Linked DNA regions of Homo sapiens: region 2 is linked to region 1. Evidence: read pairs that join two places in POLR2A ChIA-PET (ENCODE). Cell type or tissue: PC-9. All regions are shown on one strand. Links, peaks and the distances in the headings refer to the core of each region. The heading gives the core; the rest is flanking DNA.

Region 1 (4,000 bases), core at 1-4,000:
ATTTTGTTATAGGAGACTGAATGGACTATGACAGAAAGTTGGCACTGAGAAGTGGAGGTGGTACTATATAACAAATACCAAAAAATTCTGAAGCACCTTTGAAACTGGGTGATCAGTAGTAGAAGGAAGAATTTTGAAATGAGTGCAAAGGCCTACATTGCTGTGAGCAGACCTTTAAAGGCGATTCTGGTGGGAACTGAGGTTATAAGAGAGCTGTAGAGAAAGCCTCAGTTTTCTTAGATAATACCAGAATAGTCCTGAAAAGAATGTTGGTAGAAATATGCACAGTATTGGCCATTTTGATAGGTCTCACCTGGAAAGAAAGAACATGTGTCTAAGGATAGAGAGGAAAAAAACAAAGTGTTTTTCCTAGTCTCCGTCACCACTCAATACAACGTAGCACCTCTGGTTACCAAAATGTGTGGGGAATTCTCACCAGCAACCAATTCTTTGGCAGATTCTGCAGATGATGATTCTCTCCTACAAACCAGTTGGGTGTCCTCTTAATTCACTTCAGTTCTGACATAATCTACTTGGAGGTAACATCAGATCCCACAGGTTGAGCGCTCAGTCCCACATGCCTGACCCCGGTTTCAGATACCAGTTGCCAGTAATGGATTGTCGCCTGTATTCTGACTGGCTATAAATCAGGGGTTTCCATGATCCCCTCCTCCTCAGGTTTAATTAATTTGCCAGAGCAGCTCACAGAACTGAGAGATAAACTTACTTTCATTTACTCAGGTGTCATAAGAGATATTACAAAGGATACATGGCTGGGCATGGTGGCTCACACCTGTAATCCCAGCACTTTGGGAATCTGAAGAGGATGGATCACTTGAGCCTAAGTGTTCAAGACCAGCCTGGGCAATATGGCAAAAGCCTGTCCCTACAAAAAAAATAAAAAATCTTCTGTGTGTGGTGGTGTGTGTGTGATGGTGTGTGCCTGTAGTCCCAGATACTTGGAAGGCTGAGGTGGGAGGATTGCTTGAGCCTGGGAGGTTGAGGCTGCAGTGAGCCATGATCGCGTCACTGCCTTCCAGCCTGGGCAGCAGAGTGAAACCCTGTCTCAAAAAAAAAAAAAAAAAGGATACAGTTGAACAGCCAAATGGAAAAGATGTGTAGGGCAAGTCATGGTGGAAGGGACATGGAGTTTCCATGCCATCTCTGGACATGGTACTCTCCAGAAACTTGCCTGTGTTCAGCTATCTAGAAGCTCCCCAAACCCAGTTCTTTTGGGGTTTTATGGAAGCTTCATTATGTAGGTACGATTGATTAAGTCATTTGCCATTGATGACCAGCTTAACTCTCAGTTCTTCTCCCTTCCCAGAGTTTTCAGGGGTGGTGCTGAAAGTCCTAATGTTCTAGTCAGGTTTTGGTCTTTTTTTATGACCAGCCCCCATCCTGATGTTACTGAGGGGCTCCCAGCCATCAGTCAACTCATGCATATGAAAAGATACCACAATAGGGATAAAGACCAAATATATATTTTACAATATCACAATGTTATTGCACAGTGGAGTAAATATCATTCTTATTATAAAGAGGCAGAGAGCTGAATTGCATTCCTGCCCTAGTGTTTTGTGAAAGATAGAACTTATAGGAATGAAGTTGAATCTTTGAGGAAATATTTAAGAAAAGTATTGAAGGTATGGCTTGGCTTCTCTTGACTGTATAGTAAAATGTGGGAAGTTAAAAATGACTTAAATTGCTAATAAAAAATGAAGCTGAATTTAAATGTTTGAAAAATTGTCAGCCTATCCCTACTGTAAAGAATGAGAAAGGCTGTTTGGGAAAGAACTTAAAGGGTGTGGCCAAATGACCATCTGATAAGGAGATTAGTCAGCCATCTCAACTGAAGCCAGGTGCTGTTGTTCAAGACAATGGAAGAATGCAATGTAAGGGCTACAGGAGTCTGTGGGACCTTGGGCCATACTGCCTAGCATGAACTCATTCTCTGCTTCCTATACTTAGACTGTGTTCATCAGTTGCCCCAGGTGCAGCTTCAGTGTGTCTAGGTGTGGCAGAGACTGCAGTGATCACCCTTCTGGAGGGTCATATCTCCTCCAGGGTGCAGAAAGTGCAAGCCAGGGGAAATGGCTGGTTCCACCTGGGTTTTAAAGGAAGGAGCCTCCTGGCAGAGCCTTGAGCTTATGACCTCAGTCCAGGAGAGCCATGGTGCCCAGGCACAGCGATACTGTGAGTGAAGCACAGACAGAGAGCTGCTAGAGGGCCATTTTGCCAAGCTGTGGGAACAAGGATGCTCAGAGCTGTGGGTCCCCAAACACCTGCTCAGCAAAGCTGCAGGGGCAGAGCCACCTGCACCCTAGTGGGCCTTGAAGACAGCATTGAACCAAAGATTATTCTTGGGCCTTAAGATTTAATGTTTACCCTATTGTGTTGGGAGTTAATTGGGACATGTTACCCCTTCTTTCCTATTTCGTTCTTTTGGAATAGGAATGTCTATCCTATGTCGCTCCCACCATTGTATTTTTGAAGCCCATAACATGTTTGATTTCACAAGTTCACAGTTGGAGATCAATTTGCTTCAAAATCTATTGTACTGTGAATTTTATTCATTTAATTTAAATCATATTTAGATGAGATGTTAGACTTCAAACCTTTGAGTTGCTGGTAGAATAAGTTAAGACTTTTGTGGCTATTGGGATGGAATGAATGTATTTTTGCATGTGAGGAAGACCTGAATTTTCGAGTTTTAAATATGAATGTCCAGACAAGGATCATAGACACTTTCTCAAAACTTAAATGTCAATAATGTCATGTTTTTAAAGTGTCAGTTCATAAGGTTAAAATATAGAAGAGAAGATGGAAGCAAACAGAAACTTTTACAAGTTGTAGAGCATGGAAAGAGGTAAGTATGTGCCTAGAGACAGAAATCATGATGAAAAGAGTTTGCCCCCACAAAATTGAAGAAAGTCTTGGGATTTGAAGGAACCTGTTACTGCAAAACTCAGAGTTCAAGTGTGGAGCTAAAATCAAGGCTATTTCTTTAAAGTCAGAATATAGATGGTTAAATCTTCTTAGCTTACTGTTGCTAACTTCTTACCTATATATCTGAGAACCGGAAGTATATGATATGGAGACATTAAACTAGTGAGGCTCTTGACTCAGGGATACCAGGTTGGGTGGTTAATAGGGGTGGTGTGCAGGTCGAAAGTCAGAAAGATCAAGTTAACATTTTTATTCTGCATGGTGTACTGCTAGTTCCCTCCATCGCTCTGTCTGCAGAGGTCCCTAGTTTTTTATTTTATTTATGAAAAATAAAACTTACGAGGAATGAAGTTGAATCTTTCGCTGAGAAAATATTTAAACGAAGTGTTGAAGGTATGGCTTGGCTTCTCTTGAATGTATAGTAAAAGTGAGAAGAGAAAAATGACTTAAAGAAATTGCTAATCAAAAAAGAACATAGCCTTAGACAGGAGATAAAATATTTTGAAAAGAAAATATTTCTAAGTAATAATATATGGAGTCCCCAGTGAAAAAGTAGGGTGGCCACACATCATAAAGCCTTATTCATAAACATAGCATTCATAGTAAGTTTTTGAGTTTTAAATAGGAATGTCCAGACAAGGATCATACACATCTGTGAAATGTCTCCAAGTTGAAAGACAGAAGTTCAAAACAACTGAACAAAGATGAGCCTCAAGGAGAGACACTTCAGGGAACCAACGAGAATTTAAAGAAATAATACCATCCACAGGATAAGAAAAAATTTTGATCCCACAAAATAACAATGCCATTTTTTTTAAAAAGGACCACTTTACACCGTCTAGGATGGCTATAATCAACAGACAATAACATGGGTTGGTAAAGAAGTACAAAAATTGGAATAGCAATACATTGCTAGTGGCAATGTAAAATGGTATACTATTTTAGAAAGCAGTGTGGAAATTTCTCAAAAGGTAAAAGAGTAACTCTATGTCGCAGCAGTTTCATTCCTGGATATATACCCAGGAGGAATGAAAACATGTATGTATCCAAA
Region 2 (8,161 bases), core at 2,369-6,368, 660 kb before region 1:
ATTTTTTTGTAGTAACTAAAATATATTATCAGCAAAAACTATACAGCCAAAAAAGACAGGCAAAAAATTATGACACTGGACTTCTACTTTGGGCCAAAATTTAATAACAGGAACTGTGTTTACCATCCCACCTGAAACAACAAAAAACTAGATATGTATATGTGTATGTGCACGTGTGTGGGGGGTGGTGGGCGGGGGGAGTTCAGACATTGGACATCAGGCAGTGCAGGTTAGTGATCCCTTATTAACAAAGGATGTAAGCCCTATGAGTGCCCCAGCTTACTGCCTTGAAAAAGTGTACAGGCTCAAGTAGAGGGAAGCCAAACCCAGTGGTCTGAGTTGAGTTGATGAAGCTGGGAGTCCACTGAGGCCAAGATGGCAGGACAGAGTGTGGAGAAAAGAGGTGCACAGAGAAAAAGCTTTGAAGATCTGTAGGTAGGTCTATTTGTGTCTTCAGCTAAGTAATGATCAACATATGTATAGGGAGAAACCAACCAAGGGCCAGGAAAAAACATCTGAATGATTAAAAAAAAAAATCCCTAGAGCTCAAACAAGGAGAAAATCGTTTGTGTTTCTAAGAGCCTGGTGGAAAGCAGTGGAGGGAGTAACATTCCCAGGGCATCAAGTACTCAGAAGGATATTGCTTCAGGAATGCTCAAAATTATCTCTGGAGAAAAGGCTGATCTCCAACAAAGCTTAAAAATCAAGCTTTGAAAGAAATTGTTCCCAAGTAACTGAAGTGCGTCTAAGAACAAAGATCAAGAATATCTACAGAATACCAAAATAATCAGCACCCAACAAGGTAAAATTCTAAATTATTTTTACATGCTGAAATTACTTTACATTTAAGCTTGGAAAACAGAAACATGGAAGATGTTAAAACGACTTAAATTGAACCCAGAGAATTACAAAATACAATATCTGAGGGTTTTTTTAAGATACACTAGATGAGATTAACAGCAGATTAGAAACTACGTAATACTAGTAAACTCAGAAATACAGAAACAGAATTATCCAAAATGAAACAATGAAAAAATTGAACAAAGCATCAGCAAGTTGTGGGACAACCTCAAGTGACTAAAATACATATAATTGGAGACCATGAAGTGGGGAGGGAGGAGAAAGAAAACATATTTGAAGAAATAATGATTAGAAAATTTCCAAATTTAACAAAAACTCTAAACACAGACTAAAGAAGCTCAAAGAACAACAAGCACAATAAACATGAATAAACCTACACCAAACACATCACAGTCAAATTGATTTAAACCAATGAGAAAAGAGATCTTAAAAGTGGCTACAGAAAAAAAGCCACATTCTATGTAGAGGAACAAGAATGATGGCAGACACCTTGTTGGAAACAAAGTAAACCAGAGTTCAGTGGTAGCACATCTTTAAAGAACTAAGAGAAGAAAAAAAAATTAATGTATAATTCTATAGCCAGCAAAAATATCTTTAAAAAATAAGTTGACACAAAAACTTGTTCAGCATGCAAAAGGTTGTTAACATTAGCCTAAAGCTGCCTCTTTACACATGTTAAGTTTGGCCTAACAGTTTCTCTGTACACAGTGAACTCTAACCTAACGGGATGTATAACCTACTCATGAGCCAATCACTGAGTTCCAGCCAATCAAAGGCAGCCAACTGTTCAAACTGTGTTCAAATAAGCTAAATGCAGGGCTGTAACCAATCTGGCTGTTTTTGTACCTCATTTCTGTTTTCTGCACATCACTTTCCCTCTTCTGTCCATAAATTTTCTCCTACCGTATGGCTGTGCTAGAGTCTCTCTGAACCTATTCTGTTTCAGGTGCTGCCCAATTCTTGAATCATTCTTTGCTCAATTAAACTCTATTAAATGTAATTTGTCTAAGGTTTTTTCTTTTAACAAGGTGAAAGAATCCATCCTCAGCAGACCTGCACTGTAAGAAATGCTAAAGGATGTCTTCAGGCAGGAGAGAAATAGCGTGAAGTAGAAATCTGAATTGACACAAAGAAGTGAAAAGTACCATGAATTGTAAATCTATGGGTAAATATGAGGAATTTTTTATTTTTTTAATCAAACTGACTGTTTAAAGCAAAAATAACACCATATTGTGGGGATTTCAACACATACATTAAGTAAAATGCAGGAGAAAATTAGCACAAATTTGGGAGTTTAAAAATCAATAAATATTATTGTAACGTTCTTATACTATATATGAAATGGTATAATATTACATAAAAGTAGACTGTGATAACTTTAAAAATACACTCACTTCACAGACACACACACAAAACCCTAAAACTATTTAAAAATTAAAACAAAAAATGTTAGCTAATAAGCCAACAGAGAAGATAAAATGGAGTTTTAAAAATATTCAATTAGTTCAAAAGAAGACAAAGAGGAAAAAGGAAACAAAAATAGAAGAGATAAATAGAGGACAATAGCAAGGTGGCACATTTAAATCCAGTGATCTCAATAATCACATTCAACACAACTGGCTTAAACACTCCAACTAAAAGGCAGAGGTTGTCAGGCTGGATAAAAAGCCAACATCAAACTATACACTGCGCACAAGAAGTGCACTGTAAATATGAAAACACAAAGAAGTTTGAAGTAAAAGGATAGGAAAAGATTATACAATGCTGATACAAAAAAAAAACAAGAAACAAATTGTAATTGCAATGCTAGTATTAATTTCAGAAAGATTTTAAAACAAAAATATCAGAAATAAAAAGGGTAATTTAATAATGATTAAAGGGTCAGTTTAATATGAAGACATAACAATCTGAAACATTTATGAACCTAATAACAGAGATTCAAAATACATAAAACAAAAACAGAACTAAGTTGGGGATGGTAGCTCATGCCTGTAATCCCACCTATGCAGGAGGCTGATGTCAGAGAATTGCTTGAGGCCAGGAGTTCAAGACCAGCCTGGGCAACATAGTAAGATCTTATCTATTACAATTTTTTTTTTTACTAGCTGGGCATGGTGGCATGCACCTGTGGTCCTACCTACTCAGGATGATGAGGCAAGAAGATCACTTGAGGCTAGGAGTTTAAGGCTGCAGTAAACTATGATCACACCACTGCACTACGGCCCAGGTGACAGAGCAGGACCCCATATCAAAAACAAAAAACAAAAAGGGAGGGAAGCAGAGCAATATGGCTGAATAAAATCCTCCACTGATCATCCTCCCCACAGGAACATCAAATTTAACAATTATTTACACAAAAAACATCTTCATAAGAAACAAAAATCAAGTGAGTGATCACAGTACCTAGTTTTAACTTAATATCACTGAAAGAGACACTGAAGAGGGTAGAAAAGACAGTCCTGAATTGCCATGCTACCCCTCTCCCATCCCCCAGCAGCAGACATGTACTGTGCAGAGGAAATCTGTATGCTTGGAGGAGGGAGAGTACAGCAATTGTGGGACTTTGCATTGGAACTCAGTGCTGCCAACGCCAGACAGAACTCAGTGGACACCCACAGAGGGAGCATTTAGACAAGCCCTAGCCAGAGGGGAATCACCCATCCCAGTGGTCAAAACCTGAGTGTCAGCAAACCTGACCACCATGGGCTAAAGTGCTCTAAATAAACTTGAAAGGCAGTCTAGGCCACAAGGACTGTATGTCCTAGTGCTGTGTTGGGCTCAGAGCTAGTAGACTTGAGGGGCATGTGACCTAGAGAGACACCAGCTGAGGCAGCTAATGGAGTGCTTCCACCACCCCTCCCCCAACCCCAGGCAGTGCAGCTCACAGCTCTAAAAGACGCCCCTTCCCTCTGCTTGGGAATAGGGGAAAGTAAAGAGGACTATGTCTTGCAACTTGGATACCAGCTCAGCCACAGTAGGATAGGCACCAGGCAGAGTTGTGAGGGCCCCATCCCAGGCCCTATCTCCTAAATGACATTTCCAGATACACCCTAGACCAGAAGGGAACCCACTGTCTTGAAGGGAAAGACACAGTCCTGGCAGGATTCATCACCTGCTAACTAAAGAGCTCTTGGGCCCTGAATACTCAGCAGTGTTGTAAGCTTTGGGTGAGACTCTGAGATGTGCTGGCTTCAGGTGTGACCCAGCACATTCACAGCTGTGGTGGCTACAAGGAGAGGCTCCTTCTGCTTGAGAAAAGCAGAGAGAAGAGTAAAGGGGACTTTGTCTTGCAGCTTAGATACCAGTTTGGCCACAGTAGAGCACCAAACAGCCTCTTGGGATCCCTGATTCCAAGCCTTGGCTCTTAGACAGCATTTCTAGACCTACCCTGGGCCAGAGGGGAGCCACTGCCCTGAAGGGAGAGATTCAGGACTCGTAGCCTTCACCACAAACTGCCTAAAAGTGTCCTTGATCCTTAAGTGGACGTTGGCAGTAGCCTGGCACTGCTCCTTGTGGGCCTGTGATGATGGTTGACATGGGGAAAGACTCCTCTGCCTGGGGAAAGGAGAGGGAAGAGTGGGAAGGACTTTGTCGTGTGGTTTCAGTGCCAGCTCAGCCACAGTAGAATAGAGCACCACATAGATTTCTAAGGTTTCTGACTCCTGGTCCTGGCTCCCTGACACTATCTGTGGACCCACCCAGGGCCTGAGGGAAGTTGCTGCCCTAAAGGCAAGGGCACAAACCTGGCTGGCTTTACCACCTACTGATCGTAGGTGGTAAGAACCCTAGGGCCTTGAGCAAATGCAAACAGTAGCCAGGTAGTAGTTACAGCAGGACTTGAGCAAGACCCCATGCTGTGCTGGCTTCAGGTCTGACTCAGCACAGTCCCAGTAGTGGTGGCCACAGGGGTGCTTGTGTCACCCCTCCCCTAGCTCTAGGCAGCTCAGCACAGAGAGAAAAAGATTCCATTTCTTTGGAAGAAAGTAAGGGAAGAGAACAAGAGTCACTGCTTGGTAATCCAGAGAATTCTTCCATATCTTATCCAAAACCACCAAGGCAGAACCCCTACAAGTCTCCAAGAACCACAGCATTACTGGGCTTGAGGTGTGCCCTACCATAGATATGGCTTAGATACCGACACCAAAGTCCCTTCAAATACCTGGAAGGCCTTCTCAAGAAGAACAGGTGCAAACAAGCTCAGACTGCAAAGATACAATAAACACCTAACTCTTCAATGGCCAAACACTGATGAACATTCATAAGTATCAGGACCATCTGGGAAAACATGACCTCGTCAAATGAACTAAATAAAGCACAAGGAACCAATCCTGGGGAAACAGAGATATGTGTTTATTCAGACAGAGAATTCAAAATAGCTGTTCTGAGGAAACTCAAAGCAATCTGAGATAACACAGAGAAGGAATTTAGAATCCTATCAGATACATTTAACAAAGAGATTGAAACAATTAAAAAAGAATCAAGCAGAAATTCTGGAGTTGAAAAATGTGAGTAACAGGCAGGGCATGGGGGCTCACGCCTGTAATCCCAGCACATTGGGAGGCCGAGGCGGGCAGATCACAAGGTCAGGATATCGAGACCATCATGGCTAACACAGTGAAACTCCGTCTCTACTAAAGATATAAAAAATTAGCTGCGTGCGGTGGCAGGCGCCTGTAGTCCCAGCTACTCAGGAGGCTGAGGCAGGAGAATGGCGTGAACCAGGGAGGCAGAGCTTGCAGTGAGCCGAGATTGCGCCACTGCACTCCAGCCTGGGTGACAGAGGGAGACTCCGTCTCAAAAAAAAAAAAGAAAAATGCAAGTAACATACCGAAGAATGCATCAGAATTGTTAATGGCAAAATTAAGCAGAACAAACAGTTAGCTTGAAGACATGCTGTTTGAAAATACACAGAGGAGACAAAAGAAAAAAGAATAAAAAAAGAATGAAGCACACCTATGAGATCTAGGAAATAGCCTTGAAAGGGCAAATCTAAGAGTTATTGACCATAAAGTGGAGGTAGAGTGAGATAGGAGTAGAAAGTTCATCCAAAGGGATAATAAAAGAGAACTTCCCAAACCTAAAGAAGGATATCAACATTCAAGTACAAGAAGGTTTTAGAACACCAAGCAGATTTAACCTAAAGAAGACCTACCTCGGCCAGGTGCACTGGCTCACACCTGTAATCCCAGCATTTTGGGAGGCCGAGGCAGGCACATCACGAGGTCAGGCGATCGAGACCATCCTGGCTAACACGGTGAAACCCCATCTCTACTAAAAATACGAAAAATTACCGGGCGTTGTGGCAGGTGCCTGTAGTCCCAGTTACTTGGGAAGCTGAGGCAGGAGAATGGCGTGAACCCAGGAGGTGGAGCTTGCAGTGAGCTGAGATTGTGCCACTGCACTCCAGCCTGGGTGACAGAGCGAGACTCCGTCTCGGGAAAAAAAAAAAAAAGACCTACCTCAAGGTATTTAATAATCAAACTTCCAAAAGTCAAGGATAAAGAAAGGATCCTAAAATCATCCAGAGAAAAGAAAAAAAGTAACATACAATGGAGCTCCAATACATCTGTCCCAGACTTTTCAGTGGAAAACTTACAGGCCAGGAGAGAGCAACATAACATATTTAAAGTGCTGAAGGAAAAAAAAATTGTTATTCTAGAATAGTATGTTCAGTGGAAATACCCTTCAAACGTGAATGAGAAACAAAGACTTTCCAAGACAAACAAAAGCTGAGGGATTTAATCAACATCAGACCTGCCTTATAAGAAATGCTAAAGGGAGTTCAATCTGAAAGAAAAGAATGTTAATGAGCAATAAGAAATCATCTGAAGGTACAAAACTCAGTAAGTACACAGAAAAACAGAATATTATAACATTATAATTGTGGTGTGTAAACAGTTCATATTTTAAGGAGAAAAATGAAAAGATGAGCCAATCAAAAACAATAACTACAACAACTTTTCAAGACATAGGCAGTATAAGATATAAACAGAAACAACAAAAAGCTTAAAAAGGGGGAGATGAAGTTAAAGTGTAGTTTTTATTAGTTTTCTTTTTGCTTGTTTGTTTATGCAACCAGCATCAAGTTGTCATCAGTTTAAAACAATGAGTTATAAGATAGTATTTGCAAGTTTCATGGTAACATCAAATCTAAAAACATACAACGAATACACAAATAAAAAGCACCAGAGAAAATCACCTTCACTAAAATGAAGACAGGAAGGAGAAGACCGCAAAACAACCAGAAAGCAAAATCAAAAGATATAAAGTGGCTGAATGGATAAAAAACATGACCTTAATAATCTGTTGCCTACAAGAAACACACTTCACCAATAAAGACATATACTGAATAAAAAGGGATGGAAAAAGATATTCCACACAAATGGAAACCAAAAAAGAACAGGAATAGCTATACCTATATCAGACAAAATAGATTTCAAGACAAAAGCTATAATAAGAGACAGAGAAGGTCATTATATAGTGATAAAGGGGTCAATTCAGGAAGGGGATACAACGATTGTAAATATATATGCACCCAATTTGGGAGCACCCAGTTCAGCAAATATTATTAGAGCTAAAGAGAGATAGACCCAAAACAATAATAGCTGGATACTTCAATACCCCACTTTCAGCATTGGACACATCATTCAGTCAGAAAATCAATAAAGAAACATTGGAATTTATCTGTTCTATAGACCAAATGAACCTAATAGTTATTTACTTAACATTTCATCCAATAGCTGCAGAATACACATTCTTCTCCTTAGCACATGGATCATTCTCAAGGATAGAACATATGTTAGGCCACAAAACAAATCTTAAAACATTCAAAAAATTGAAATAATATCAAGTACCTTCTCTGACCACAGTGGAACAAAACTAGAAATCAATAACAAGAATAATTCTGGAAACTATACAAATACATGGAAATTAAACAATATGCTCCTGAATGACCAGTGAGTCAATGAAGATATTAAGAAGGAAATTGAAAAATTTATTGAAACAAATGAAACACAACATACCAAAACCTATGGGATACAGCAAAAGCAGTACTAAGAAGGAAGTTTATACCTATAAGTGCCTATATCAAGAAAGTAGAAAAACTTCAAATAAATGATCTAACAATCTTAAAGTACTAGAAAACCAAGAACAAATCAAACCCAAAGTTGGTAGAAGAAAAGAAATAATAAAGATCAGAGCAGATATGAGATTGAAACAAAATAATACAAAATATCAATGAAACAAAAAGTTGGTTTTTTGAAAAGATAAATAAAATGAACAAATCTTTAGCCAGGCTAAG

The links. ChIA-PET counts read pairs that join two places held together with the same protein. Peaks named below come from ENCODE experiments on the same cell type or tissue, not always from the same donor. Only the 100,000 strongest peaks of a DNase experiment are listed, where the experiment ranks them.
Region 2: POLR2A ChIA-PET joins it to region 1 with 7 read pairs; 1 of 35 experiments calls an interaction of 5 or more read pairs at or near these places.

Annotation. Positions count from the first base shown.
Region 1 is chr5:65,537,894-65,541,893 of GRCh38, reverse strand. The region is part of intron 6 of CENPK (centromere protein K); the gene reads left to right. Among named protein-coding and RNA genes, the nearest start is that of CENPK, 23 kb to the left of the region's middle. In PC-9, for the core only: no CTCF peak of the experiment used is centred there; a DNase peak (open chromatin) is centred at 1,873.
Region 2 is chr5:66,194,540-66,202,700 of GRCh38, reverse strand. The region is part of intron 1 of LOC401191 (a long non-coding RNA gene); the gene reads right to left. Among named protein-coding and RNA genes, the nearest start is that of LINC02065, 11 kb to the left of the region's middle. In PC-9, for the core only: no CTCF peak of the experiment used is centred there; a DNase peak (open chromatin) is centred at 4,660; H3K27ac peaks cover 2,033 bases.